Linked DNA regions of Mus musculus: all the other regions are linked to region 1. A link is a loop called in an ENCODE intact Hi-C map of the cell type or tissue named here. Cell type or tissue: heart. All regions are shown on one strand. Links, peaks and the distances in the headings refer to the core of each region. The heading gives the core; the rest is flanking DNA. Region 1 overlaps Eef1g (eukaryotic translation elongation factor 1 gamma). Region 2 overlaps Gm41805 (a long non-coding RNA gene). Region 3 holds the start of Scgb1a1 (secretoglobin, family 1A, member 1 (uteroglobin)).

Region 1 (10,355 bases), core at 1,203-9,202:
GGCACTTGAGCACAGGACATCCCAGAACTCCACTGGAGTTAAGAGACAGCCTACTCTGGGATCCATGCCAGCCTGATTTAGTACACAGACAGGAGCAGGTGGTAGCTTGTCTTTCAGGGGCATCAATATTTCAGTGGCACAGCATTAGAGGAAGGGAGTAGGGTGGGTACCCATAACTACATTCACACACACAAAGGACCAGAACAAACTAGAATATTATACCTTTGGTCTCCCACTGTGAGAGCCTGGGCAAGCTATGACTTCCTAACAGAAGCCATCTGATATATAGAGGGACACTCTAAGGAGTGCTGGTTGTCATACAAACTATTAATTTCAGGGTGGGGCCAAGACACTTACACACACACACCCCTGCACCTTTCAAAGGGGGAAGTGGCACATTTGGGGCATGTGGGCAGCTGGTGGGCTGAGTCCAACCCAGGGAGAACAGCAGCTGTCTAGATATAACTCAAGGCGGGACATAAATGGAAGGAATAAAAAAAAAAGCAATCTAGGTCTATCTTGGATGAACTTTAAAGAATCCTAACTTTTTAGTAATTTATGCAGAATTGCCAACAAAGCTAAAATAAATAGCTGCTTATGACCAGAATCTACTGACTTATCTACAAACTAAACCAAGGCTCTGCATTCCCACTCATACTCCAGACTCAGTAAAGCTTCTGAGGAACTCCAACTCTAGGCCCTGACCCATTCTCTTGTTCTTTTCAGCCTCCATCTGAGCTCTGAGCTTCTGCCTGTTAAGTGGATACAATGGCCTTCCTTCCAGGACCTCAGCCTGACCATTCCCAACACCCCCTCCCCTTCTGCCCTTGACCCCTAATTTTGCCAGCTTGTTGTGGGTAGTGCTGCCAACTCTAGACAGTGGCTGGTGGCAGAGAAATCTCTCTGGCATCCAGAGACATTCAGAGGCTCATTCTTGTATTTGTGGCTGATGGTAGAGAGAGGACTAAGCTCTAACAAGATGCCTGCAGCCCAAGCTGAGATGGAGGAAGGCCAGGCTGGCAGTGTGGTGACTCAGGCACCCCCAGGGTAGGGCGGAACCGAACTAACCCCAGATGTGCTTCCCCTTTCTGCACAAAGCCAAGGCCTCCCCCCTGAACCTCCCTCGCCCTTTAGAAACTCCCATTAACTCTTTCTTAGGGACCCATCCCAAAAGCCTCTTCTCAGATTTCTAACCGGTGTGCACTAGCCCTTCATCTACAACCTGGCCACTTTTCACCCTGCACCAAACCAAACCGCAGGGTTAGAATCAAGCAGGATGTGCAGAGGAGTCACCCTTCCTGCAGGCTGAGAGGAGATGAAGGTGAGGGTCCCTGCCCACCTCCAGTCCAGAAGTTTGACCAACTGCTGCCCCAAGCACTGGCCCACCCCCAAAGAACTCTATCCTTTAATGGGCCTCTATCCTAGGCTGTCCTACCCCTTAAGTAGCACATGAGGTGGCCTTTTTGCCTCAACCTTCTGCTATTAGAAAAATGAAAAGGACACCAAAAAGTAGTGAAGACTGCACAAGCCAAGGGGGTGGGATGGGAAACAGAATTTAGGAGTCTGACAGGTTCAGTGAGGTCCTAGCAGCAAAGATATCGACACACCCCACACCAGCATCTAGTATGAGGTCAAACTGCACAGGAGACAAGTGTGGCTCTAACTCAAGATGAGCTGCCTGGGAACAGCACTGGAACAAGAGCCAACCCATCTTAGACTTACCTGGACTCCAAACTACAGCTCCCACTAACCAACAACTCTTTTACAAAAAAAAATCTAACAGCAGGTTCAAGGTTCCATATGCAGAGTAGTCCTATTCCTAGTCACTAAGACCCTTCTCCTATTCCTTGACTAAGAGATGGGATAAGAAAACACCAACAAGGCTGGAGAGGTGGCTCAGTGGTTAAAAGCACTGACTGCTGTTCCAGAGGTCCTGAGTTCAATTCCAAGCAACCACATGGTGGTTCACAACCATCTGTAATGAGATCTGATGCCCTCTCCTGGTGTGTCTGAAGACAGCTAAAATGTACTTACATATACATCTTTAAACAAACAAACAAAAAAAGATGTCTTTGCCAGGCAGTGGTGGCACATGCCTTTAATCCTAGCACTTGGGAGGCAGAGGAAAGCAGATTTCTGAGTTCAAGGCCAGCCCGGTCTGCAGAGTGAGCTCCTTGACAGCCAGGGCTTTACAGAGAAACCCTGTCTCCAACAAAAAAAAAAAAAAAAAAAAAAACAAAAACAAAAAAAACCACTTTGTAAAAATACTAGTTTCTAATTCATTTGCTTATTGACATAGTTCTCAAGTAGCCCAAGCTGGCCTCTACTTCTTGAAGGGTGAGTGCCACCTAGACATCTTTGTCTTTAGAGACAAGAGTTTTACTATGTAGCACCAACAGTTCTGGTAATACTCAAGATGGCTTTAAACTTGTAGCAATCTAGCCTCTGCCTTCTGGTTGCCAAGATTACAGCCATGTGCTACCACAACTGATTTATGTAATACAGACAAATGACAACAGGGCATAATGAATACTAGGCAAGACTCTACTAACTACAGTATAGACCCAGCCTAGTATCTGGTTTCTAACGTGAGCTGTTAACTTAGGTGAAACACCTAGATATGGTGGGTGGCACATTCCTATAACTCCAGCATTTGGAAAGCTGAGGTAGGAATGATCACACTAGCCTAGTCTAGCCTAGACTACAATGAGAGCCAGTCTGGGGCAGAAAAAAAAACAAAATTCTGAAAAGGTTATAAAACAAGTTCAAAGTTCAGAATTGGAGTGTAGCACGTAGGAGTTACTATTAGCCATTGCTCTCAAAATATTGGAAAATAATCACAACAACTTGGTATTGTAGATGTCAGGGTGATACCTACTGGACTCAGCAGCCAGTCTCCAGCTCAGATGTATTTATCTAGAGTTACTGTGAACTGTCCCCAAACTTCCTTGTTAGAAAGCATGGATACCAAGCACCCAAACCTATAATGATAACATTTGGGAGGCTGAAGCAGGGTCTTAAGTCTGTAGCCAGCCTGAACTATACAATAAGAATTATTTCAGAAACTAACTAGAGGCTAAAAGATGGCTTAGCAGCTAAGAGCACTTGCTCTTCCAGATGACCTGAGTTTAGTTCCCAGAACCTACACAGAGCAGCTCACAACTGCCTGTAACTCCAGCTCCAGGGGCTCCAATGCCCTCTTCTGGCCTCCAGGGTTCCGGAACAATCATGCATTATGTACACACACACCTTTAAAACAATGGATATGACCAGAGCTGATCCCCAGCCAGTGGGTCTAACAGGCCAGTACATACCCCAAGTGGCTAGTCTTCTAGAGTATGAAGCATTTAAGCTGGACAGTGCCATCCAGCCACTCACCTACCTATGCCGCAAGGCATCTAGGAGGAAATGAGCCCTCCCTATCCCACCATCTTCTGTAGAGCACTTAACTGTACTGGAGAGATGCAGGCCCTATGAAGACTCCTGAGCATGAGGACTGCATACGAGGTTACTCCAGAACCCAACCCAGACAGACAGAGAACAGCAGCTATGACAGAAAACACCTCTGCACACTGTGAGCTACCCCTTAGCTCAGCAGACACTTTCTTCAATGGTTACAGTCTGGGAGACACAGCTTCTAAGAATTTGGTAATAATTAAGCCCTATGTCACCACCCAGTCTGTTTCTCATCTTCCCCAGCTAGAACAGCATCATTGTAGGAAGCAGGGCAATAAAGACAAAACTGAGGCCAGGCCTCTACTTCTGCTCTTCTGAAAACTTCTGCCCTGCCACAAGGATGTCTCAGGCATCGGCAAAAACTTTGAAGAAGCCACCAATCACAAAGGAGGCAGGACAGGAAAAAGTTCAATGTTCAGTTTTCTTTAATGACCCCCATCTCCCTTGAAGGGTAGGTGCAGGCAGCTAGGCGACTGGCAAGACTTGTTCACTTGAAGATCTTGCCTTGATTGACGGCTTTGCCCACATGCTGGAAGGTCCCCTCCCAGGAAAAGTACTCTCGAACCAGGGTCTGGGTTTCCTCGCTCCCAGGATCCAGTTTCCGCCATGTATACGACTCATAGTCCACCTGCCAATCTGGACTCAGCTGAGGATTTTTAAAAAACAAAACAGTACAAAGGCATGTGGTTAGACACTGGACATCGAGGCACCATTTCTGTCCAAATTCTAGCTCAGACATGACAGCAGATGCCAGGATTCCCACTGATTTGAGCATACTTCCTATATTTAGTCCAGAATTCTTCCTTCATACCCACTGGCCATGGCTCAAGACTCCTAGTTTCCCATATTATTACCTCCCTCCCCCCAACATCTTCCTTACCGGAAAGGCAAGCTCTTGGCCTCGGAAGACCCAAACACCAGAAATGGAGCTGCTGTTGTTGGTTCCAAAGAGGATAACACTAGCAAAGGCATTCTTCCTCAGTTTGTCCAATCGCTGAAACATCCCTGGAGGGGGGGAAAGGGAGACTTATCTAGTCTCTGGAATCATGTCACCCACTACCTTGGCTCCTCTTCCTCCCAGACCCACTCCTCTTCTCACCAGTGATGAGGTTGCAACTCATGAAGGTCTGGGTCAGCTCTTCAGGGAAGCGGTACTCGGCATACCACAGGGACCAGCCATCTTTATCAAAGTGCTCCCAAAAATATGGCAGTGCCACAGAGAGGGTGTCCTCATTGGAGTACTTACGCTTAAACTCATCCAACACAAAGGTACTAAAGAGAGAAGAAAACATAGGAGCTCCATAAGGAGCAAGCCCTACCGAGACTGCAGAGCATCTCTAGGCCAGTGGCCTTTTCAGTTAGTACTTACAAGTATGACGGAAGTGGTCCCTGTAATGTAATGCAATGGCAGACACTAATAGCATGAGTAAAGAGAACAAGAAGCATGACATGAAGAGCTAAGACATTTCTCTGTCCACCTGTCTTGACATGCACAGACAAGACTCAGAGCATCCAGTGAGCCAAAACCTTTTAATGTCATAAAGTTAAAACAAGCAATTTAACTATCATTTGTTCAAGGTTTCATTCTGGTCATGTTCATTGTTTTGTGGTTTTACATACATATTTTTTTAGAGTGTTGGGTATTAAACTTGGAGGCGGAGGTTCACACACACTTAGACAAAGTGCTATACATTCTAGTTACACCACCAGTCCTAGCTTTTTGAGGCAGGATCTTGTTAATAGTCCCTGTGAAAGACAAGACTCAAAGCATCCAGTGAGTCCAGCAAGGAGGACACAGGTGGCTGCTGCCCCCAGGTGGTGGCTAAGAGCAAGGTAGTCTGTTTTTCTCTCTCTAGCCTCTCCTGGACAATGCTCAAGTCTGAGCCTCCCTCCCCGCCATACAGGCCTTCTCAGGTTACAGGCTGGAACCAGAATTCGGAGAACAGCCACCTCAAATCTTTATTTACACCCAGGTCCTCTAGTTCTTCTTTGTCCACTAACAAGTTTACATACTGAAAAGCTCTTAGGTCCAGGTTATCTTCAAAGTAACCTGACACTCCAGGTCAGCTGCCAAGAAAGCTAGCCAGCATGGGCACAGGAGGTATTACTTTCCCATGGCTCGGGTCCTATTTTTTTCTTTCCTTCAATTATAAATTGGTCCGCAACCATCTTTAAGTCCAGTTCCAGGGGCTGTGCCCCCTCTACCCTCTTCTGACCTCCTCAGGCACTAGACATGCACATGGTACATATAAAATAGAAATAAATCTATAGAAACTGTTAAAAACTGAACATGGACTGAAGAAAATCTGTAATCTCACTAAGTGGGACAACTAATACTTCATGTCCTTTCCTTTGGCCTTTGTTTCCAAAGATGCAGCCATGAGTTACCAAGTTTTGTGTGCAACAATTTAATCCTGTGACATGCTAGGGCTAATTCTTACCAGGTATGGTAGAGCACACCATAATCCTAGCATTTGAGAAACCGAGTAACAAAAAATCATGGGTTCAGGGGGCTGGAGAGATGGCTCAGTGGTTAAGAGCATTGTCTGCTCTTCCAGAGGTCCTGAGTTCAAATCCCAGCAACCACATGGTGGCTCACAACCATCTGTAATGGACTCTGATCCACCTTCTGGTGTGTCTGACAGTGTACTCACATAAAATAAATCTTTAAAAAAAAAATCATGGGTTCAAAAACTGCCTGGAATCCTATGTGAAAAGAATTTTTAGCAGCTAAATCTTGTACTACATACAACCTACCACAACCTGTTAAATAAAATGAATTAGCAGAGCGGTTTAAATTACTAGCATAAATGCTCCTGCAAGTTGGGGATGATGGTTGTGCCATACTCAGTGCTTGGGAGATAGCAACAGAAGGATCAGGAGCCCAAGGTCATCGCCCTCAGATACATGCCAAGCTCCAAGGCCAGCCAGAGCTACACAAGACCCTGACTCCAAAGCTACAGTTTAAGGCTCTCTTGTTATACTCAATCCTTTAACTCTTGAGTTATATTGTTACCTTTCTCTCATTTCATAGCTGAGGTTAAATGGTAAAACTTTTCCAAGATTACTAGCAAAGACAGAAGTCTGCTCTTTAACCACAGGTCCCAGATTGGTCTGCAAATGTCCAGGAGACAACTCATCTGAGAGGCCTAAAGGCCTCACAAACTCTCCTCCTTCCAGCAAAAATGTATGACTAGAAATTTCTTCAGACTCCATGTTCCCCCTTGCTCCCAAATAGTGCAGATCAGGTATGGTCTCTGCATCTGTTATCTCCGCAGGGACAAGATGCTGTCTCAAAAAGCTAGGGCTGCCACTTTATAAGCATGTGTGAACCTCCAACACTCTACAACCACAAAACAATAAACATGACCAGAATGAAACCTTGAACAAATGTATGACATTAAAAATACTAAAGTCAGGCTGTGGTGGCGCACGCCTTTAATCCCAGCACTTGGGAGGCAGAGGCAGGCGGATTTCTGAGTGTGAGGCCAGCCTGGTCTACAGAGCGAGTTCCAGGACAGTCAGAGCTGTCCTAAGGAAAGGCATTGTAGTAGCTTGGGACTGAGCCAAGGAGGCTCAGGAATTAAGGCCACTTCTTTGCTACACAGTTGAGACCAGCCTTTGATATATTAGAATCTGTCCACAAAACAAAACAACTGGAGAGAGAGCTCTGGTTAAGAGCACTGACTGCTCTTCCAAAGTTCCTGAGTTCAATTGCCAGCAACCCACATGATGGCTCACAACCATCTCTAATGGGAACTCATGCCCTCTTCTGGTGTATCTGAAAACAGTGACAGTGTATTCACATACATAAAAGGGGGAAAGAAAAAAAACCTTCCACAAACCAACAGCAAACAAAAATCCTAAGGGAAAAAACACTTTCAGCGTCCCATCATGTAACATTAAAAAACAGACATTTAAATAAACATCCTCAAAGGTATGCCAGCAAGACGGCTCAGTGGTTAAAGGTGCTTGCCTAGTGACCCGACTTTGATCCCCAAGACTCACAGACTCATTCCAATTGTCCTGACTTCATACACATCAACGCTGCGCCTCTACAGTTTGTCTACGGCTGGCAAGAGCAGGCACACACTCACACATAAATTGTAAAAAAATTATTTTTAAGGAGAAAAGGCAGAAGGAGCAAAGCTGTTCAAAGATTTTGTTTTATTTCGCTTTGTTTATTTCCTGTCCATAATATGGATCAACTTACTATGTGTAAGAAGTGTCTAGATTACAACAACATATGTTAGATACACTGTAGATTTACTTTTTACATAACAAAACTTTGCTCATTAAATCTATCCTGGTGCAAGGCTGGAGGTTAGTAATTTGAGTTCAAAACTCAATGTATTCTTAAAAAGCAGGGCTGCAGATGTCCTGAGAGGCTGAGCAATTGTCTTAAATGAGCTGGGGTTCCATCCCCGGCACCTTCCAAATCTTCCATGCACACACACAACTTAAATAGCAACTACAGCTGGGCAGTGGTAGTGCATACCTTGAGTTCCAGCACCCGGGGGTCAGAGGCAGGAGGCTCTCTAAGTTCCAGACCACTTGGTCTTCAGAATGAGTTTCAGGACAGCCAGAGTTATACACAGAAAACAGTCTCAAGCCCACCCGCCACCCCTCAAAAAAAAAAAGAAAAAGCAGGAATGCTACATCTGAAGTCTTCTTGGTCTCATACCAAAAAAGCAAACAAAAACTAGAAATTAGGACTCTCAGACAGAAGTCCCTGTCCTTTGGTATAATCCTTGCTGCAATTTCCAACTCTACAGTCAAGAGTATTTCTACATGCTGGTTTACAAGGCAATCACTTAAAACATCACAAAATGTAGGTGGGTCAAAACTGAGCCTGCATGGCTGCTCTGTAGTCAACTTGACCAGGCTAAATGAGTGAGTGGACCCCAGCTTTCATGTCTCTCTGCCCTTCCCAAAACAACTAAAGGGACGGATATTTTGTCTCGTTTTCCCTTTGTTTTTCCTCAGTTGTCCCAGCAATGAAAAAGTATTATGAAATAGACCATTATTGTGCACAGGAAGGTGGCTTTAGGAAGGGCAGAGATGCTAGACTTTGGGGACACACCTGTAATGCTAGTACTTGAGGTGCAAGGGCACAAGGTCCAGGTTCAAGGCAGCCTGGTCTGCACAATAACAAAGGAAGGCATGGTGGCATGCATCATGCTTGGGAGGCACAGGCAGGTCTATAGACTGCCTTTGAGCCACAGGAAGACCCTATCTGAAAAAAACAAAAACAACCCCCACTACACTCCACTTTAAACAGGCTTTTGTCCTTCTGTTAGAAAAATTCCAAGAGGCTGAGGACATGGCTCAGTGGGTAAAGTGCTTGCTATGCAAGCATGAGGAACTGAGTTCAGACCCTCAGCACAACCTGGACACATGAGACCTGGACTATACTTACACCCATCAGTATTGTAACAACCTAACATCGTAGCCCTAGATGTGAGAAGAGCACCAGCTTACCTCTTGGGCAGGTGAGCGAAAGGGTCCTTGGCCTTGGGCTCAGCAGCCAATGCCTGCTCACACTCATCCATCTCTTCCTCAGGAGCTGGGGCAGCTGCCTTTTTTTCCTCCTTCCGCTCAGCCTGGGGTTTCTGTTTCTCCTCTCGTGAACCCTTTTCTTTCCTTGGGGTATCTTTTTTAGGCTGGCTCTCTGCAAACTTCTTAGCTAGCAAAGGATGGAAGAAAGTAAACATACAGCCTCTTTCTTTTTTCTCCCAAACCCGGCAGCAGGCAGGGAAAGTGATGGCTCGGACAGCCTAAGAAGCCTCAAGAAGCAAAACACACATCGTCACACAGCACTGCAGTTTGATGTAAACGTCAGTTACTGGGTGACACCCACGTTCTCTGGGTGAACAAGGCTATGCAAGTCAAAGGGTTGACAGGCGCCAACTGGACCCTGACCCTATCACATGCCCAGTCTCTTCAGACTTACCATCAAACTGAGCCATCTTCTCACACAGCTTCACCTCCCCCAAGATAGCCCTGAACTGGGGCTGGTTAATGCAGGTAAGGAACCACCGGTTGGTATTGGGGAAGGCCTGGCGAAAAGAAGGCTCTAAGACCTGCCAAGAGGGAATGGCAGAAACAAGATCAATAATGGAAAGGCCATGAACAGATTTCAAACCACAGCAAAAGCCCCTTACCTCCAGGTCCACTGTCCTCTCCATGCCACATCAGAACCTTAAATGACTACACCTCCAGGAAGACTCCTTTTCAAAGAAAAGTTTTCAAAGAAGACTCCTTTTATGTGTATTGAGTGTTTTACCTACATATACACATATACGACATACATGCAGTGTTCCCTGAGGCCGTAAGACAGTGCCAGGATCCCTTGGAAATGGAGCTGTAGATGACTGAGGCATTATATGGGTGCTGGTAATTAAACCCTGGCGGAAGGGTGGCCATTGCCCTTAACCACATAACTGTTGAGCTCTTTCCAGTATTCTCTGTGTTTCAGTCAGCTTTATTACATAACCCAAGTGAGCCTTTCACATCAGGATCCTCCCATCTCCACTCTGCTGTGCTGGGAGTATAGGCGCTTTCTCCCTCGTCTTTAGTTCAGTCGAGGATGGCTGTTCCCAGTCCTTCATGCACCATTGCTACTTAATGATTTCATATTCTGCTCTTTCATCTATTCTTTTCTTTTAAAGTTTTATTTATTTCATGTAAGTGAGTACTGGTGTGTCTTCAGCCACACCAGAAGAGGGCATCAGATCCTATTACAGATGGTTGTGAGCCACCATGTGGTTGCTGGGAATTGAACTCAGGACCTCTGGAAAAGCAGCTGGCGCTCTTAACCACTGAGCCATCTCTCTAGCCCCTCTTTCATCTATTCTTAATTTTAAAAATTTCATGCCAACAATCCCAGCACCAAGAAA
Region 2 (10,355 bases), core at 1,383-9,382, 130 kb before region 1:
AGTTCATTCCTCCTTTGGTGATCCTGTCCCCAAATGTAGTCATATTCTGAGTTACTGAGGAAGAGGCTTGAGATCTGCCCTGTGAACCAGAGAAGGTAAGAGTAGACGAAGCAGCAGCCATGGTAGGGCTGAAGAGAGAAGAGACCCTTTGGAGAAAATAACAGTCCCTAGATATTCGGAGGGAAAGGGGATGGGAGCAGAGAAGCAAGTGGAAGGTCTTATCTTGAAGTTGTCCATTTTACCATGCACAAGAGAGGTAGCCCTGGTTAGCAGACCTGTAGGTACTCTGCTCTGACTTCTTGGACTGAGCAGCGTGGTCCTGGGGTACCTGATGGTCCACCCCTTTGTAAAATCCCAGTGTGTGTTTTCTAGTGAAATCCATAAGTATTTCACTAGAAATGGAAGACCACCATTGAGACCACAAATAGTTCTCGTTATTATCTCATGTGTTACTAACTAGCAAATAACTGTCCAAGAAAAAATGACCACCAGTTGTATGAGCACCTCTACACCACAAGAGGGCAGCAAACTACAATATATAGGCAGCTTATAGGCACCCAAGAGGAGTCTGGCCTATACAGCATCTGAAACTGACAGGGTTCCTCATCACAACCCTCCTTTCCACCCAACACTACAATTTATTTTAAAGCAGAGCTGTACAATACCCAGGCCTGCTACTGGTCATCAGGGTTCAAGGGTCAAACTGTCCTGGCCCCTGCCTTTAGTCATATCTTTCAGCTACAAAGACAGGTAAATTGCCATTTGGTCACTACAAGCCAAAATGGTAGGATAATTAGAACCAAAAGACGAGAACCTAGGCAACTGTACAACAAGAGACATGGAAGCCAGCCCTCTCCCAGGTAAGAGAGGGCCTCTACCTTGTAGCTGCTGCTCAGAAAATGGTTTAATTTGTGTTTTCAAATAAGCTCTCTGCACTTGGGAGGCAGAGGCAGGTGAATTTCTGGGTTCAAGGCCAGCCTGGTCTACAGAGTGAGTTCCAGGACAGCCAGGACTGCACAGAGAAACCCTGTCTCGGGAAAACAAAAAACAAAACAAAACAAAACAAAAAATAAATAAATAAATAAATAAATAAACTCTCTGACTTGCTCCTTGTCACAGCGGGGAAAGTGGGGTATGCATCCCTGTCATCAGAGATGGAGGGTGAGGGAGGCTGGATGGGGTTACCCCTCCCAGACCTCCCGTCTGTCAACATTGCACAAAATCCTCACAGTGTTTAGATTCTGTAGCTATTCTGGGGCAACAGGGAGCTACCCCCACAAACCACAGGTGTCCTGCTCCCTGAGAGGAGTGAGGGCCAGCAGAAATCAGAGGCAACCCAGGTCAGGAATGGAGCAGGGAGGATGTTTGGGCCATCAACAGGACTGGGACAGGTGGGTGTGGTTTATGGGTGTCATTTGTGTGACTCCTTCCACAGCTTAAATGCCACATTCAGACATCCAGGGAGAGTTGAGCCATAGTGAGTTCTGTGTCCCAAGGAGTCAGAAATGTGAAAAGAAAACTCAGGCATCCAGACCTTTGGCAGGGGTGGGAGTGTGGAGCTAAAGAGAGTCCCTCGGGGCATGTTAAATGTGTTTATGTCAACTTCCCCATTCACAAGTCCTGTGGCCCCCAGCCAGATGTCATCCAGATCTAGGGGCAGCCCAAAAGCATTCTGGGTCAGAGGTTGGGAAAACCAACATATCCTAATAACTTTATCCTTCAAATTCTGCTTTTCATCAACCCAATATTAAAATGAAATTGGGTTTTCAGAACCAAAGCTCCTGACTTCTGTACAGAGTCTAGAAAGTAACATGATTAGATTGATAAATAAAACAAGTGTGGATGAGAACTTAACATCATCTCAGATTTAACATCTACTATGCTCTTACCGGCACTTTGTAGATTCTATACAGAACTCAGGAACTTGGGTTCTGAGGTTATAATTTGGTGCCAAGAAGAAAAGAGGTTGGAGGCAGGTACAATGACACACAGCTATATTCCCAGCACTTGGTAAAGCAGGAGGCTCTGGAGTTTCAGGGGTGACCTCAGCCATATAAGGAGTTTGAGGCCAGCCTGGGCTATATGAGACCCTGTCAAATAAAAACAATAGTTTGAGTCTTCTCATCCTAGAAGGCTCAATAGTCACCACTTAGTACCTAGGGCAGGTCCCCAATGCTTTTTTTTTATGCAGGGTGATCTGTCTGCCTGCATATCTACATGCCAGAAGAGGGCATCGGCTCCCTTTATAGATGGTCATAGGCCACCACTATCTGGTTGCTGAGAATTGAACTCAGGACCTCTGGAAGGATTTTTAATTATTTTTCTTTTAATATAAGGAGTGCTCTGTCTGCATGTATACCTACATGCCAGAAGGGGACAGGTCCTGGATTCTCAAAGGTCAGCAGTCTTTCATTAAGTATTTTTAAGAGAAAAATGACCTGCAACAAAGTAGCTGCTTGAAAAATGGCTCAGAGGGGAAAAGCTTGATGTTCAAGCAAGAAGTCCTGAGTTCTTATCTCTCCGGCACCTGTGTAAAAAAAATCCATGGGTTGTGTTACAGACATGTAATGCCAAACCTGGGAAGCAGAAACAAAAAAGGTCCCAAGGGCCTCTGGCAACCAGTCTAGCCAAAATGTCAATCTCTGTGTTCAATGAGAGACCCTGCCTCAAAAATCAAGATGGAAAGTAATAGGGAAGGGTCCTCAGCATCGACCTACACACTTATCCTACAGTTCTCCCAAAATGAGACCAGACATGCTAAAGTGTGTGTGTGTGTGTGTGTGTGTGTGTGTGTAACTTTTTAAAACTTGTATGTGTTTGAATGGTTTGCAAGTGTGTATGTATTCACATCACATGTGCCTGCTGCCCACATGAGTCAGAAAAGAATTTTAGTTACACCATTTTGGAGGGGCCCTGGAAACTGAACCCAGATTTTCTGCAAGAGAAGCCTGTGCTCTTAACCACTGAGCCATCTTTCCAGCCCCATGAAACTCTCTTAGTCAATATTCTCTACCTTTCCATGTCAGTAAACTGTCATATAATATTCTGTCCTCATTCAACTATGCCCATCTTTCCTTACAATGGGGCTATCTATTTTCACCACCTTTCTTTTCTAGGGTGACAGACGTGTATAGAATCCTGTGCCCGTGGTGTGATACTTTCTCCACTGGTCAGGTTCCTCAGATGGTTGGGAGAGATTCGTGACTGAAGACCACAGCCCAGGGATACTTGCTGGCTGTGTGCCAAGTAGACTATTGCCAATAGACATGCCAGCTCCTGAGCATTTCTGGACCGTGACCTAAACCTGAGCAACACTGGGCCATGACATGGGCCCTAGGCAGAAGACTGGACAGGGAACTATGGGCTGTGCCAAAGCACAGGCCCCACCCAGAGTTTGGCTAGGGTGAGAAGAGCAGGTGAGACTAGGTTCACCCTGTGCTGCTCACAGGAAAGGGCTTGCCCACCCCCTTCCTGCCCAGGTCACTTCCCCTCCTACAAAGGGTCTGTTTGTTGTTCTTCCTAACTCCTCTTACCTCCAACCTTTCCCAGGGCCCCCCTCTTCCCAACACAATAGCCAGGCCACCCCAGTGTATCAAAGTCAAAGGGCATTTTCAGAAGTGTTTACAAACCAGTGCAGCTGTACACCTCTCACTGCAAACCCAAGAGTATTTACCTTGGGCTAAGGATCTGTGGTTCTGCTGACCTTCCAGTACAGCCTAGCACTCCCTGCCCCATGCAGATCCCCAGGGACTGGAACTTCTGAACCCCCGGCCTTCCAGTCAGAAACCAAGTATTTAATCTTAAAAGCAAGAAAGAAGAGGGCCAAGTTTTCCTTCCTCCGGGCTTGTCCAGGCCCCTCCTCTGCACCCACTGAGTGAGGTGTGGGCCCCACATACCTTTGGGCTGACTTCATCCTGATCCAGCCTGTCTGTCCTGAGCCTCCCCAGTCCTGGCCATTTCATCTTTATCTCTAACATAGATCATGCAGATATCACACCACAGATGCCTCATGACTAAAACGTGTGCTACTTTCCCAAGCCCTTTCCCACCCTGTCCCTGTGGTAGTACAAATTCCAACATATTTGCTGTCTGCTCTCAACATATTTGTTGTTCTACCCAGAAAGGGTCGGGACCTTGGGTGGGGCACTGTCACTTGGGTAAAGCCACCTCTTCCTGCCCCCATCTCTGCCTCCAGGTTCCCAACAGAGTTGGAACTTGAAAATGTGCTGCAGAAACTGGCTGCTTGGCCTGTGGGGGCAGTTCCTCTGCTTTCAAACTTGCAGAGGAATAGACCCATGTCCTGACCAACTTTTCAGTGGACCCCTGGCAAGGGCTTCACTGTGTTTGACAAAAGTGATGTCAGCCCTGGTTCCTATCTATAACCACCATGGCTATTGCTCTACCACCTCCCCACATGGCCAGCCCCAGCCCCAGCCCCAGCCTCCACAGGGACGTCCATGCCAGGGAAGGGGCCAGTGCAAAACAACCCAGCCGCTCTAACACTCAGCAGACATCCTGCGCCTCACCAGGGCAATTCTCAGAACACTGTGCAGTCAGCCTCAGGAGAGCTGCCTAGCTCAGAGGCCTGGCACACACGGGACCAGACCTTCAGACCCTTTAGTGCTGTTAGGGCTCTGAGGCTGCACCACACACAAGCCAGCTTCTGAGTCCACCTCTGTTTCAAGGCTTCCTGGGAGTCACATGGGAGGCAGCTGTGTCCAAGCCTCAGAGAAGCAGCCTGAGGAATGAGGAAACCCCACCTTCTTTCTTGGAATCTGTGCTTCTCAGCCGGTCTGTCACTAGACCTCCCAGGATCCTCACTCTGAAAGACCGAAGACTGGTAGTACCCTCTCCAGTGCTGTAATGGCCAATTACTTACTGCATGGGAAATCCCTAGATACCACGCAGCATGTGTTAGTCATTATTATATATTATCATCCCAAACCACACCAACCAGACCACCCTTTGTTTTCCAATCCCCTTCCATGCTTCAAGGTTATCAGCCTGCATCTTTACCATGGGCCGCTGGCTGTGTAGTGTGGTCCAGAACTCAGAAGGCTGAGGCAGGGAGGCTCAGGCCATCCTCAAGTACAGAGTAAGAATCGCGTCTATATAGACAAACAAATAACTAAATAAGCCACTGCTCTGTGGCCTCAGAAGTTAACATGGACTATTTTGACCCTTCCCTTAAGCTGGCAGGGACTCTGCTGTTCCCTGCATGGGTGTCCACACAAAGGAGAATATCGGATTCATATTCTATGGTTTAGGGAACATTTTCACTTCTGGTTCTACAATATGGAGTAGACAGGGCATTAACCATCACTCTTTAGTTCTAAATGAGCCCTACCAGGCAGAGCACAGTTGAAGTCAGGGATAGAGACCTAGCATCTAACACACAGGATAACTGCACAGTGGAGACTTGCACCCCAGCTCTGCCTGATTCTAATCCCCATTTGTTTAAATTTTTTCCCCTCAGCAACAAGCTTGGTCACAATCACTTAAGTGTATCCTCCTTCAAAAAAGAAGTTCAGATGTCAGAAGAATTAGAGACAGTCACACAATGAAAAGCAGATGTCCTGCCCCTTGTCCCTGGAGCAGCTCCCAGGAAAGGGAGGAAAACTGGCTGATGGGTGGCCCCTGCAGCCACCCCACCCATGAGCTCAGCTCCTGGCACGTAGTTCTTCTTCATGAAGAAGTGGGCCTCCTGGGCCCAGAAGAGACAGACACACGAAGAGCTGGGGCCAGACCACAAGGCTGCTCACTCTGGGGGTCAGAATAAGGAGTGTCCAAGGCCGGCCAGCCATATTTTCACTAACTCTATCCTTAACTACCCTGGAAGGCAGATGCTATGCCTGTTTTTCACATGAGAAGTCTTTCTTTGGTTCTTTTCTGAGGTAGGGCCTCACTGGGTAGCCCTGGCTTACATGGAACTCACTATTATGTAGACCAGGGTGGCCTCCAATTCACAATGGTCTCTCTGCCCCGTCCCTGCCCCTGCCTCGGCTGCTACCTCCCAAGGGCTAGGATTACAGGTACACACCACCACACCCAGCTATGTGGCTTTCCAAACTAACAATCAGGAATACAAGAATATGAACATGGCCTGTCGGACTCCACAGTCGGGCCAACCTACAAATGTGATCTCCACTTTGTGACTTTTACCTCTGGTACTCTGGTCAAACCAGAATGAAGCTGTTTTCAGAGCAGAAGCTACACATTCCTTGCTGTAGCTGAGTGTCCAACTCACAGGGGCAGGATTCCCTTACTCATCCGGGTCTTTAGGGACCCAACCACTATAAAGGCTCTAAGATAGAATTACCAGAAAGGCCAGGGCCTTGGGGAGGAAGACAGAGCAAGCAAGGCTCATTAGGATGGTAGTTGGGTAGCAAGAAGGTAAAGGCAAAATAGGGAGCAGGCACAAGACATGACTGAGGGCCCTGTTTCAGGGCCCCAGGTAAGCAAGACCCCTCTGGAGGGCTGTTTCTGTAACTGACATGACCACCTCCATGACAGGGAAGGCCTGGGGTTTTTAGTTCAGAGCAACCCAAGCAAGGGAGGCAGAGGCTGAACCCAAGCCTATGTCTCCTGGTGGTGTGTAGGATCTAAGTTCCTAAACTCCAGGAGAGGCACTGCTCTCATTTAACAAACCACAGCCACAGCCACCAAGCAGGAACAGTGCAATCGAACTCCACCCAAGCCAACCCTCCCTCCATCTGGTGCCCAGAGCACAGCACAAGTTTCTAAAAGACTCGGGGAGCTGAGCAGCACAAGTGCCTGGCTTTGCCTTCACACCCAGAACCACCCTAATGTCCCCAGGAGCCACTGTGGTTTCTCTTGTGTGTCCTGCCCACCGAACTGTAAACCCTCATCCTTTTACCCATGATGCTGCTCTCTACCCAACAGTACACGTTGACCCAACAGACTTTGTCTAACAACTTGAGTCTCCTTCCTGGAAATCACTCCATTATCATTAGCATCTGACCCCAGCAGCAATACCAAACTTGATACTTGTCTCCATCTTAACAATCATACAGTGAATAAAGGAACAGTAGAGAGATGGAGATGCAGCTCTGTTAGTAGAGTGCTGGCTTAGCGTGGGTGGATGAGGCCCTGGGTACAATCTCTATCACCAAATAACCCAGAGCTAGTAATGCACATCTATAATACCAGCAATTTGAGAGGTGGGGACAGAAAAGTCAGCATTCAACGTCATCCTCAAGTTCAAGGCTTGGGATACCTGAGGCTATGTGGAGGTGGGAAGGGTATGCCCTGCAAGATGGCTGAAGACAAGGATGGTGCTTTCTGTGCCAGCATGGTAAGCTGGGATAGATCTCTGGAACCCCTAAATAATGTGGAAGGAGAGAATAGACTCCACAAAATTGTCCTCCAACTTTCACATGCAGGGGGTGGGGGAAGAGAAGAGAGGGAGGCAGGCAGGGAGGGAGGAAAGAAGGAAGGAAGAGCAGCAGAGACCTCTTCCAGCTCAGCCATTTCTTCCTTCTTGGCAAAGTCTGTCCTAGCCCCACGAGACCCAGCTCAAAGGCACGCGAAGACTTTCACATCAACTCGGAAGTCACAATTTCATCCTCTGAGAAATTCTTTTCTTTCTTTTTTTTTATTCTATTTATTTACTTACCTATTTATTTTGAGACAGGGTCTCTCTACACAGCCCTGGTTGTCCTGGAATTCACTACACAGACCAGCTCGCCTTGAACTCACAGAGGTCGTCCTACCTCTGCCTTCAGAGTACTTGGATTAAAAGCTTGTGCCATCCGGCCCAGCACACGCTGAGCAATTTTAAAGAAAGTACTCATGATCCATCTATCTCCCACACTACCATGAGATCCTTGAGGTAGCACCACGCTGCTGGGCCCAACAGTCCCCATCACAGAAAGCTTTGGACTCCCTGTTCCTTAATGGAGTCTGACAGTCCTCTAAAATAAGGACCCTGACACTGAGAATCCATAGTAGAAGGAGAAAACTGACTCAGTTGTCCTCTGAACTCCACATCATGGCACATCCAGAGTAAATAATAATACTAATTTAATTTTAAGATGTCTACCTGTTCAGTACAGACACAGATTCTCCTTTTGAACGGCTTTCTCCTCTGAGAACTGGAGGAGAATCGAACTGGCACTGGGCAGACAGTGAGGGGAAGAGCCTCAGAGTTACCCTACTCAAGACTACAGAACTTTTCACACAAAGCCAGACCTTTGAAGGAAAAGAAGAAAAAGAGGGTTTAATTACCTCTGCCAGGAGTGAACTGTAAAAGGCCTTCTTCAGCAGCTTGGACTATAGAAGAGGTGATCACACAAGAGGTTAAGGTGACATTTTGCAGTAACTGCTTTCTGTTTCCCAAAGTTCTAGCACTCCCTTCCAGAACAAATTCTTCTCCTTCAAAATTCTGTGAAACCAAGCTCTGCTGGCAAAGAAAGACAAAGAAATAAAGTATGACTTCTCAGCTGCATGTGGTGGCTTGCACCTGTAATCTAAAGATCAGAGTATTGGGGCAGGACGAGTTCCACCTTAAGGCTAGCATGGGCTACATAGTGAATTCCAGCCAGCCTGAGCTATAGAGTGAGACACTGCCTCAAAGACGGGAGGACAACAGAGATGGCTATGCTGGCTGGTTTTATGTCAACTTGAGACAAGCTAGCTTCATCAGAGAGGAAGGGTCCTCAGTTTAAGAAAATGCCTCCATGAGACCAGACTACAAACAAGCCTGTAGGGCATTTTCTTAATTAGTGATTGATGTGGGAGGGCCCAGCCATTGTGGATGGTGCCATCCCTGGGCTGATGGTCCTGGGTTCTATAAGAAAGCAGGCTGAGCAAGCCATGGGGAGCAAGCCAATAAGTAGCACTACTTCATGGCCTCTGCGTCAGCTCCTGCCTCCAGGTTCCTGCCCTGTTTGAGTTCCTGTCCTGACTTCTTTCAGTGATGAACAGTGATATGGAAGCACGAGCCAAATAAACCCTTTCCTCCCAAGTTGCTTTGGTCATGATGTTTCATTACAGCAATAGTAACCTGAATTAAGACGGTAGCTCAGTGTCTGAGGGCGCCTGCCATCAAGCCAAACAATCTGAGTTCTACTTCCAGGACCTATTTGATGGAGGGAGAAAACAGAATCCCACAAGTTATCTTCTGATTTCCATTGTGTGCCCTGGCACACAGATATGCACAAACACACACACACAGCACTTAAGTGCCATTTTAAAACAAATTTATTAATTAAATAAAACATAAAACAAAACATGTTTGTTTGTATGGAAGGAGTTTGGCTCCTTCCATTACCACATCCAGAAAGAGGACCACAAAGGCAATTACTTGGGATAGGGACAGGGCCAGCATTCAACTCAATTCCAGTCAGCAACAGCTACTGAGCACCTACTGTGGGGAGCTCTGGAAGCCTCAGGATGAGGACAATTGACAGGCAGGACCTCTACTCACCCCAGGCCAGGCAGACAACAGGGACCTGGTGCTGCAAGGGGAGGAAGCAAGACTGCCAGTAGCTAGAATCAACAATGAGGCACAGACTATGGGTTGGGGGCCAGCCTCCTGCACTGAAATCCCAGTTGCCCTACTTGGTGAGTATAAGGCTTTGAGCGGCTTTCTGTGTGCTGATCTCTCATCTTTGAGACACGACCTCAATAATTCTTACAGCACTGTTGTAAGGATTAACTAGGATTTAGCCCATTTAGCTCAATGCCTGGCAGAAGGTAGGTGTTAGTTATTGCTATTGATATGGTGACTAATGACACCCTAAGAGAAAGGGAGGGAACCCTGTAGAAGTTGCCTTTGGCTGAGTCTTGAAGATAGAAAGGATTCCAGCAGGTGGTGACAGATGGAAAATGGGTGTGCACAGAGGTGTAGAAGCAAGCCAGCTGAGATGGAGAAACTCCTGGCCTTGGGAGTGGCACTGGGAACAATCACCAGACTGCAAACACTGAGGGTTTCACATATGCCAGACGCTGCCCATAGTGCTGGACACATCCCCCAGCCCCCACTAATGCTCACAGGCTCCTGGAAATGAGGCTGAGGGAAAAGCCTCCCAGGCCTCTTCATTCAGTCATTCAATAAATGCTGAGTAAGCATCTGCTGTGTCCGGGCCCTTAGAGCAAGAAGGGGAACTAGAGCGCAGGCCTGGGTACACATACAAAGAAGTCCACTTCACTCAGCGATGAAGCCGCATCCTTAGGAACCGGGGGAGTGACTCGGGATGCCCAGGAGAAGATGTCTACATGGGCGGTGGGGGTGGAGGGTGGATGGATGACTTCGATGGCCAGAAAGGAAGAAATAATCCTGAGGATGCTGTGCTGAGGGAAGGCAAGAGAAAGGACAAGCGCTCCTCACAGGA
Region 3 (10,355 bases), core at 1,455-9,454, 110 kb before region 1:
TGGGAGAGTCCTGGAGAGAATGGAGCAAGAAGGGGGAGGTTATAGGGTAAAGGCCAGGGAGAGGTCAGGTCAGATGAAGACTGATGGTGCTTTCAATTGGCAGGACTCAAGGGCTGCTCTGCGTAGGAACAGGCCAAGCCTGCCTGATCTAGGCCCTGGGTCTCTGATGTGTACTATGGAGAAGTCTTTCTATGTTCACGTCTACTGTATGTAGGATCGAGCCTGTCTAACAATGCCCAAGAATCGAGTGACCTTGTGGCTTGAAGTCTAGCCACGTTCGTTGGAGGGAGGCAATAGAAGGAGTCTAGTGACATCTCAGAGTCCTGTGTCTTTGTCCTTCCCTGTGATTCCTGAAGGGTCTCCGGCCTCTGGTTCTCCAGGGTTGGCAAGTCTACAGTTGCTTCCTGGAACCTGGAGTGCTCAGTGCTTGACTTCCAAGAGAGGACACAGTTGTCTTCTACAGTTCCACGACCTCTGACTTGGGTCCTCCACTGCCTGAATACTCCACAAGTGGCCTATTGTGTGAGTGAGCTCAGTTTCAATGGGAACAGAAACTGGGTTTATGAAAAGAGATTATTTGCTTATTCCACGGAGAAGATGACCAAGTAAATAATGCAATCTCCTAAGTGGAGCGCAATCACTGCCCTCTACCTCTTGTGGGCTGCAAGGAACATATAAAAAGCCACACACCCACACATACCCACACATTACAACATCACCCCACATCTACAGACACCAAAGCCTCCAACCTCTACCATGAAGATCGCCATCACAATCACTGTGGTCATGCTGTCCATCTGCTGCAGCTCAGGTGAGTGCCCAGGGTCTCTTTCCCAAGGTCAGGAGGAAGTGGCCAGTCCCTCTGTGGCTGCCTGGAAGGCCTGAATATGCTGACTCTCAGAAGCATTGCGTCTGATAATCGACGTTATTTTGTGATCTTGTGGAAAGCCTTGAACTTCTGCACTCCAGAGACTAGGGAAGCCTTGTGGGGACGCTGGAGAGAGCCCATCTAGACCAGCACATCTGTCCAAAACTGGACTAGGAATAAGGAGCCCTTTGAAGCCTGGACTAGGACTGGATTAAGATGCTAAGAGATTTTGATACAGTCACCAGGTTGAGGGGTGGTGGATTCCCACCCAACTCTGACATTTAGTCTGGCAGAAGAAGTACAGAGACTCATGTCCTCAAACCCAAGGCAGGGTCTCTTGTTTTGGTAGGAGAGAAATATTCCAGAAAAAGATCTTCCCTTTGGAAAACTGCCAACTTTGGGTGTAGTTTTCTAAACATTCTGTCCTCTGGAAAAAGAATTAAAGGTCTCTGGATAGTTGTTGCTATCACTGTGCAGAAAGGAATGGGAAATGAGAGAGAGGGAGGGAAGGATGGGTGGACAGAGAGAGGGAGGGAAGGATGGATGGACAGAGAGAGGGAGGGAAGGATGGATGGACAGAGAGAGGGAAGGAAAGATGGATGGACAGAGAGAGGGAGGGGAGGATAGATGGACAGAGAGAGGGAGGGAAGGATGGATGGACAGAGAGAGGGAGGGAAGGATAGATGGACAGAGAAAGGAAGGGGAGGATGGATGGACAGAGAGAGGGAGGGAAGGATGGATGGACAGAGAGAGGGAGGGAAGGAGGCATAGAGGGAGGATGGCTCAATCTATCACCGTCCGGGCATCTTGTGCTTTGAGAACAGAGTTGGGAAAACAATTCTCTCATTAGCTTCTCCCACTCCCTCCTGATAGTGCTGTATTATTTTTCTAAAAACAAACCCTAAATAATGTACTTGAAAAGGTTCATAATACCTGTGAATACAGGTTTTATAAACCAAGGAGACTGAGCCCCCAACCAAGAGGCAGTGGAAGCAGCTGTTTAATCAAGCATTTTTTTTTAATTTGTTCTCAGGGGGAAAGATATCATTTTGAATTAAAATGTTTATTAATTAGATAGCAATACTGTGCATAGAGGAGCTCAGCAAAACAGAGCTAAAACATGTGAAGTGGTGGACTGGTAAGATATTTGCATATCGGTGTGCTCTTGGATTTAAAAACTGTGATAGTAAAACTCGTTAATGCCACTTACAATGTGGTAGTCACTGTCCTCAGCCATTTTACATACTATCCCTTTCATTTTCGAAACAATCCAACGAAGTAGTGATATTGTTCCCATTTTGAAGTTTAGGAAACTGCCGGGTGATATTATAGAAAGGGTTCAAGTTGGAGTGACCATACTTTTGGCTTTGAGGCAGGGTCTCATTCTGGTCTGAACTCATAACTATCCTGCCTCAGCCTCCCCGGTGCTGTGAGGTATATAACAGGTGTGAGCTATCATACCCAGCTAGAGTGGCCATTAGCTGGAGTGGCCATTTGGAGTAGGAATAGGGTCTAGAGTCAGAGCAGTGAATCCAAAATTGCAAACAATGCAGAGAATTCCAAGGCAGAACATTTGAGACAAGGTGAGAAGTGGAGGCAAACAGTAGGAAATCATGTTCCCAAGCAGACAGTACAATCCAAAGAGCACAGTGGTTGCAGGGAACATGGTGATGAGGTGGGAGGCTTGCCTGCAAACTGACTGTGCCATCAGACTAGATCCCTTGTGTGTCTTCATCTTCCAGGCCAGGTTTGGGGATCATGCTGGGCTTGGGTAAGGACTGTGTCACATGTTCCTAGTAACGTGGCACAAACCACTACTGGCCATGGGTGAGGGACATTCTGGTAGAAAGCAAGACTCCCAGAGGCCTCCTTCTTGTCCCTATACTGCATAAAGCAGCCAGACTGACAGCTTCAGTTACACACTCTGCTAGAATGATGGCAGAAACAATGGCCAACCCAAGCCAAGAATCCAAAGGCAGCTCAGGAAAGCCACAAAAGCTGTGACCTAGAAAGTCCTCCCAGGGCCCCTTGGTATTGCAAACTTTATATGCCCCAGTACAGGGGAATGCCAGGGCCAAGAAGCGGGAGTGGGTGGGTAGGGGAACAGAGCAGACGGAGAGTATAGGGAACTTTCAGGATAGCATTTGAAATGCAAATAAAGAAAATATCTAATAAAAATAATTAATTAACTAATTAAAATAAATTTAAAAAAAAAAAGAAGAAAGAAAGTTCTCCCAGGGTGCCAGATTTTCAGCTGCTTGGAGCCTCCCCTTAACCCCCAGAGCTTACACTCTTCTCTACCACCCAAAGACTGCTCCTCTTGCTGACCAGACTGGCTGGTCCAGCAGGATGCTGGCTGACCAGCTTTTAGAAAAGAAGCTGCATCCTTCTGCTTTTTCTTGCCTGCACTCCAGCTTCTTCGGACATCTGCCCAGGATTTCTTCAAGTCCTTGAGGCCCTCCTCATGGAATCAGAGTCTGGTTATGTGGCATCCCTGAAGCCTTTCAACCCTGGCTCAGACCTGCAAAATGCGGGCACCCAGCTGAAGAGACTGGTGGATACCCTCCCACAAGAGACCAGGATAAACATCATGAAGCTCACGGTATGCAACATCTGTCACTCACATTGATTCTAAGTGATTTCCCAAGCACAGTGTCATACCATTTTGGGGGTTACAAAGGCAAATGAATATCTTGGCCATGTACCCTGCCTTTTTATTTGTTTCTTTTGGGTTTTTGTTTTTATTGTTTGGTGGTGGTGGTGGTATGTATGAGTGTTAGATGGGGATTCTGTGAGCTAGTCTCACTGTCCCCAAACTCCTGGGGTCAAGTGTTCTCCCCACCTCAGCCTCCTGAGTGGCTGGTACTACAAGCTTGAACCGTGCACACCCAACTCCACTGATTTTTTTTTCCATAATAATTTTGATATTTTATCTACTTTGTGTGAGTGTGTGTGTGTGTGTGTGTGTGTGTGTGTGTGTGTGAGACACATGTGGAGGTCAGAGGACAATCTTTAAGGAGTTGGATCTTTCCTTCCACCATGTGGGTCCTGTGGATCAAATTTAGGTAGTCTTTGAGAAAACCATCCAAGGCCTTCTTTTTCTTTTCTTTTCTTTTCTTTCTTTCTTTCTTTCTCTCTTTCTTTCTTTCTTTCTTTCTTTCTCTCTCTCTCTCTCTCTCTCTCTCTCTCTCTCTCTCTCTCTCTTCCTCTCTTTCTTTCTTTCTCTCTTTTATTAGATATTTTCTTTATTTACATTTCAAATGTTATCCTCTTTTCTAGTTTCCCCTCCAAAAATCCCCTATCCACTCCCCCCTGCTCCCCAACCCACCCACTCCCATTCCTGGTCCTGGCATTCCCCTATACTAGGGCATAGAGCCTTCACAGGACCAATGGCCTCTCCTCCCATTGACAACGGACTAGGCCATCCTCTGCTACAAATATAGCTAGAGCCACAAGTTCCACCATGTGTTTTCTTTGATTGGTGGTATAGTTCCAAGGAGCTCTGAGGGTACTGGTTTGTTCATATTGATGTTCCTTCTATGGGTCTTCAGTCCCCTTCAGCTCCCTGGGTATTTCTTTGGCTCCTTCACTGGGGACCTTGTGCTCTGTCCAATGGATGACTGTGAGCATCCACTTCTGTATTTGCCGAGCACTGGCAGAGCCTTGCAGGAGACAGCTATATCAGGCTCCTGTCAGCAGGCTCTTGTTGATATCTGCCTAGTGTCTGGGTTTGGCGGTTGTTTATGGGGTGGATCCCCAAGTGGGGCAGTCTCTGGATGGTCATTCCTTCAGGCTCTGCTCCTAACTTTGTCTTTGTAACTCCATCCATGAGTATTTTGTTCCCCATCCAAGGCCTTCTAACCCTCAATTCCTCTCAGAATTTACTGTGGCTTTTGTCTGATAAGTCTCTGCACCACTACTGCATCTACTTCTGAGGTTCACTCACTATTGGGGGTGTGGGGTGTTTCTTTATTCTAGGAGAAAATCCTAACAAGTCCTCTGTGTAAGCAAGATTTAAGATTCTGAAGCTCACTGGATTTCAGAGATATTCTACTGCTAAAGCCTTGTCACTGCCCTGTGTCTCCTCGGCTCCTCGGCTTCCCCACACCAACCCCTCCTTCCTCTTTGCAATAAACTGCGAGCATCTCACCTGCCTGTGTGCAATGGTCTTTTTCTGTACCTGCTGGAGCCAGAGCATTGGAGCTGGAGTGAGTGAAGGGAACCAGAAGTAAGGGAGGACAGCTGAGTCCTGCCCTGGTGCCACACAAGATCCCACAAGTCCTCCTTCCTCTACACTTCAGTTATTTGCCATCAGTAGACTGCAATGCCCTACCTAGTAATAGAATGTTAAGTCCCACCATCTATTCAACAGCCCTAGCCTAGCTTGTCTAAAAGACCTGTAATACCATCCCTCCCTCCCCATGTCTGGTCCTAAATGTTACTGGATTCTAACTCCATCCTCTGGGCTACACTATTCCAGCCAGGAGCCTGATAGGCATCCCTTAGCCCTTCTTTGTCCAATCAACCGAGACCTCTGGGGTCATTCACTCCTTCAATATCTCCTGGCCACACCATCATCCCTGGCTGCTGCAATCCCAGAGGCCCCTTTACAGGCTGCCAGCTGACTAACTGCTAAGCAATTCAATGACCATGCATCCACCACAGGGAGTTTGATCCCATGTAAAATCTTAGCAGTGTTCCCACACTCCAGTCTTAAAAGCATACGGACCATAAATGTTCAAGCTCAACACAAGACCCATGACAGCCCTTGTCTCCCCCTTCTCAATCCAGACATCCCCTCTCTTCGACCTTTAGTTCCTAAAAGTCAAGCCCCACCTTGGGACCTTTTTGTACTGGCCACACACAATATCCGCTGCCCAAAAAGATGTTGATTGGTTTAGAATTTGTCCTAACATCAGCGAGCCTCCACTGGAGCCGGGCCACACCATCCCAAAAGGTTGAAAAAAGAGTAGAGTTGGAGGCGTGTGCAGAAGAGCTGTATGTAGAAATAGAAAGGGAAGAGGCAGAGGGCACCGGAACAAGGAAGCTATGGAAGAGAACGCCAGCCAGCCAGGCAGCCAGTTCAGCGCCTAGAAGCAGCTACATGGGCGGTTACGGGCCACGCCTGCTCCTGCGTCGTGGCCACCAGGGGGCAGTGTAGTCCATGCTACCGCCCCCTGCGAGTTTGAGGACTAGACCCCGCACCAACCCTTTGACTTTTGGGCGGGGCAGATGGTGAGAGTCATTCTCTAGCATCGATTTTAAATCGTTTTATCTGGCCTCTAAAGCTTTATTTGGGCAGAGTTTGTTTGCTTGTTTGTTTGTTTATTTGTTTGTTTTTGTCAAAATTCTGAGGAAAAACCCACCGAAAGGCACACAAGTAGTCTAGCACGGCACACAAGTAGCACGGCTGAAGCCTTCCAGTGACCGGCCAGTCCTATTGGAATTAGGAGTAATTCCACTCCCACAAGACCTCAAAGGCCATCCTGACATATCTAGACTCTGAGATGGCCCTGAAGACAGAGAGGACCAAGAATTGGTCCACCTGCCTGGTTTTAAAGTCCCATAGCAGAAACTGCAACCTTACAAGCTTTGGCTTGGCAGACATTAGCATATCTCTTTTATTTCTCACACAACCCAGAGCGGAGGCCCAGCTCCTGCCCTACTGATGGTAGAACCTCCCACACAGGACTCTTCAGGGTCAGTAAACTAGGGATAATGATGAGAAAAGTCCACCATAAACACTCATTTGTGTACACAGCACTAAAGCCACCACACCCACTCCTTCATTGTCTGCCAGAGGAGGGGCTGGGATTGTAAAAATTCCAGGGCAGGTCAGGGGGACCAGTGATTCCAAAAGAGACTATTTGTGGCAGGCTGGGCCCTGGTGGCGGCCCACTCCTTCACTCCCAAGGCCCTAGATTCTTCTGCATCCAGGTCATTCTGTCTAAGGTGCATATGTGGCCTCCCTCGAACTACCCACCTAGGTGAGCATTATTTAAATGGACAAGGTCCAAGGTCATAAAAAGTTGCGAATTTTAACGACTTATTCACTGCTAAGAAAGTATTTACCTTGCACAAACACAATGCCGATGACTGGGAATAAAAGGAAATACAATTATATTGCAGTGAATCTCTGCCTTAGAGATATCTGCTTTGGCAATGTGCAAGAATGTGTATTAGCCCAGAGAAAGGTACATACCTTAGGTTCTTCAAATGCAGAGAGTACTAGGAAACGTAGCTATCAGGAAACTGTTCGCTGTGCAAACATGAAGCCCCATGAGCACCCATGAGAGCTGCTGGGCACGAGGTGAATCTACGCATGCGCGTGCGCGAGTGCATGGCCAAATGCAAAAATGAACTGACTACAACCATAGAAAAGGTGAATTATCTGTGCAGTGTAAATGAAATTGGAGAAAAATAGGAAGTGGCCATTGGGATTTTGGTTTTTTTTCCCTGACCTGCTAAGTTAATATCTTGATCCTGCTAGTAGGCCAAGGTCCTGCCCAGGCCAGCATAGTTGGATGTTGTTGATGATGTTGTTTTAAGGAACCACTTGCTAAAAGTGGTGTTTACATTTCAAAAATAAAGAAAGGCTGAGTGTAGTGATGCCTGCCTTTAACACTCAAAGGCAGACAGTCTGAGTTCTAGGTCAGCTAAAACTACAGAATGAGACCATCTCAGGAGAGAGAGAGACAGAGAATCTATACTTCTATTTCTATAATCAGCCATCCTCACTATGAATATGCCAAACTAAAACATAGGAGGCAAATACACACTTCCTGAATTTGAAAAGTATTAAGCTCAAACTATGAAGATGATATTTTAAATGTTTCTGAGTCAAAAAATAAAAATAAAAAAGATTAAAAGCAGCATCTAGTGATACACACCTGTAATCCCAGCACTTGAGAGGCAAAGGCAGACGGATCACTACAAACTCAAGACCAGCTTTGTCTAAAAATTCAATAGCCAAGCATAGTGGTACACACCTCTAACCCTGGCATCTGGGAGGCAAAGGCAGACGGATGGCTGTGAATTCGAGGCCAACTTGGGTATGTAGCAAGTTCCAGGCCAGCCCAGAACTATTTAGTGAACTATGCTTCTGCCTCAAAAAAGGAAGGAAGGGAGAGATGGAGGAAGGAAGGAAGGAAGGAAGGAAGGAAGGGAGGGAGGGAGGGAGGGAGGGAGGAAGGAAGGAAGGAAGGAAGGAAGGAAGGAAGGAAGGAAGGAAGGAAGGAAGGAAGGGGAAGGGGAAAGGGAAAGGGAGAGAAGGAGAGGGAGAGAGGGAGAGAGGGAGAGAGGGAGAGGGAGAAAGAAAAAAGGCAAGGAAGGGAAAGAAAAGAAATTTAGCACTCTTAATTTTAACATTCATAACTCTGAGGAACCTGGGGAAGAGAAAGGTCATATTTCTTGGTGGCTTTGTGAAGAAAACTATGAATCTGGGTGAGGAAGAAAAAATTAAAACTATGCTACCCGCATCGTCTGCAACCACAGGAATTTTAGCCTGGAACGTCTCTACAGAGGGACTGCCTGCCATTTGCAGGCTCAGGAGCTTAGCCTGTTAGAACCTGGATCCATTGATTATCAGGAAAGCTGCTGTTTGTCACGTGAGACAGGGCGAATCTGGCAGAAAAATCTGTGACTCACAAGGCAGGAAGGGGAAAGCCAAAGCCAGTCCTCCTCAGCCTTATCAAGATGAAGGGGATAAGATGCTCTCCCGTTTGCAGCTGACACCAGGCCTGCTGTGTGTGAATACCAAGGCAGCTGTGGGTAGTAATTCACCTCTGCGTGATCAGTTGCTCCAAAGAGCTTCAAGCAGATGATGATAAAAAGAAGCCTTGACTGATGATGAGAGGGCCAGGCAAACAATGTACTCTGAAACCTGTAATTAGGGGACGGTCCTCCCAAGGGCTTACTGAATAGATCAACAGGCTTATGAGAATGTGAGACTAGAGTCATCGGTAGCTAGATTCAACTAAGCAAGCACAGTAGCCAGCTTCAGAATCGATAAACTGGAGCTAGAGACTTTGGATTCATTTCCCTGGCCAGGAAACAGGTGCCCAGCCCAGCACACAAGCCTTGCTAAGACTTTTACGGAGTACCTGAAGCTCTGTGCCGGTAGCATGCAAGCACCCTGTAGACTACAAAGCATCATCGCACTGCGGCACTTCCCGGGGTGGGGGAGTCCTTCTAGAGGAGTCCTATCAGGAAAGCAGATACTCTGTCAACAGTAGGACAGAAATGTGGTCAGGGGCACCCTGAAAGAAATAGGGGTGAGGAGTAGATAGGTCTTAGGGGAGGAGAAAGAACTGTGGGGTGCTGAATTCTCCTGGCCTTCTAACCTTAGGTTTCCATTTCAGTCTCTGAGTCCAGTTTAACCCTGAATTCAGTCCACTGCCTGCACTAAGCCTTCAGCATGTTGCCTGGATTATTGCAAGTGACCTGTGAATTTGTTTCCTACAGTTGTCTAACTTATTACCACAAAGTTAATGGCTTTACACACACACACAGAGATCTTACTGGCTTTAGATCAAGATGTGAACTGCTAGACTTGGTGGCCCAGCACTTGAGAGACTGAGGCAGAAAGGTTTCTATGATTTTGAGGCCTGCCTCAGAAAGGAAAGAAAAAGAAAAAGGAAAAGAAAAAGAAAAAGAAAAAGAAAAAGGAATGGCCTGGCTCAGTGGGTAAAGTGCTTGCTGTACCAGCATGTGAACCCAAGTTCAGGGCCCCAGCACTCACACAAGAATGAATGAATGAATGAATGAATGAATGAATGATGTGGCAGCAGGCCTGTGATCCCAGTGCTGGGAGGTGGATTAAGGGGATCCTTAGAGTCCTTCCCTGCTCCCAGTCTCCTGTGAGAGGAGCGGGGCTCTCATGAACAACCCTGTTTCCTGCTCTGCTTCAGATCCTGCTGCCCCACCTGCCTTTGGCTTGGGGTCCCGACACCCCTTACTGTCCCAAGTTAAGCTAGGTAAGTTGCGATGAAACTTACATATTAATATCTGAAGCCAGAACAAAACTCATCCTATTCACACCTCCATCCCTTTGCATAAGCAGCTCCTGATCCACTGCCCTTCCCAGAATTCCCAGGTGAACCCGTTTCCATCTTTCCCTGCCCACGAAGTATTCAAGACACACCAACACCTCATGGTGAACGCACCTACAGGTCCCATTCAATGTATTCAAGACACACCAACACCTCATGGTGAACTCACCTACAGGTCCCATTCAATGTATTCAAGACACACCAACACCTCATGGTGAACGCACCTACAGGTCCCATTCAATGTATTCAAGACACACCAACACCTCATGGTGAACGCACCTACAGGTCCCATTCAATGAGGCATCCTAAATTTTGATTTGCTAACTTGGATCATCTTAAGATCCCTTCAAGTATCGGCACTTAAGGGGCCCTGGATGCCGCTTGATGGTAAAGCACTCTTCTAGCCTGCATAAAGCCCCTGTGCACCCTTGTGATTC

What was found. A loop is a pair of places that touch in the nucleus more often than their neighbours do. Peaks named below come from ENCODE experiments on the same cell type or tissue, not always from the same donor. Only the 100,000 strongest peaks of a DNase experiment are listed, where the experiment ranks them.
Region 2: it touches region 1 in a loop (5-fold over the local background); 12 of 42 quality-filtered maps call a loop at or near these places.
Region 3: a loop joins it to region 1, with 4 times the contacts of the local background. A loop is called at or near these places in 19 of 42 quality-filtered maps.

The regions. Positions count from the first base shown.
Region 1 is chr19:8,971,691-8,982,045 of GRCm38, reverse strand. It overlaps Eef1g (eukaryotic translation elongation factor 1 gamma), which reads right to left. Exons shown (of 10, transcript NM_026007.4): 6 at 9,410-9,539; 7 at 8,938-9,142; 8 at 4,556-4,728; 9 at 4,337-4,461; 10 at 3,866-4,102. The coding sequence ends at 3,944. Among named protein-coding and RNA genes, the nearest start is that of Eef1g, 9.8 kb to the right of the region's middle. In heart, for the core only: CTCF peaks have their summits at 5,266 (motif pointing left) and 7,250 (motif pointing left); a DNase peak (open chromatin) is centred at 5,405.
Region 2 is chr19:9,100,612-9,110,966 of GRCm38, reverse strand. Gm41805 (a long non-coding RNA gene) reads right to left here. Exons shown (of 3, transcript XR_877715.2): 2 at 9,026-9,100; 3 at 8,256-8,419. Among named protein-coding and RNA genes, the nearest start is that of Gm41805, 6.0 kb to the right of the region's middle. In heart, for the core only: a CTCF peak has its summit at 2,240 (motif pointing right); DNase peaks (open chromatin) are centred at 3,636, 3,946, 4,726, 5,676 and 1 weaker place; H3K4me3 peaks cover 621 bases; H3K27ac peaks cover 2,705 bases.
Region 3 is chr19:9,078,303-9,088,657 of GRCm38, reverse strand. It overlaps Scgb1a1 (secretoglobin, family 1A, member 1 (uteroglobin)), which reads left to right and starts at 702. Exons shown (of 3, transcript NM_011681.2): 1 at 702-811; 2 at 3,283-3,470; 3 at 4,847-5,016. The coding sequence starts at 757. The coding sequence ends at 4,894. In heart, for the core only: a CTCF peak has its summit at 6,015 (motif pointing right); DNase peaks (open chromatin) are centred at 4,577, 5,511, 6,007, 8,537 and 1 weaker place; H3K4me3 peaks cover 765 bases; H3K27ac peaks cover 1,684 bases.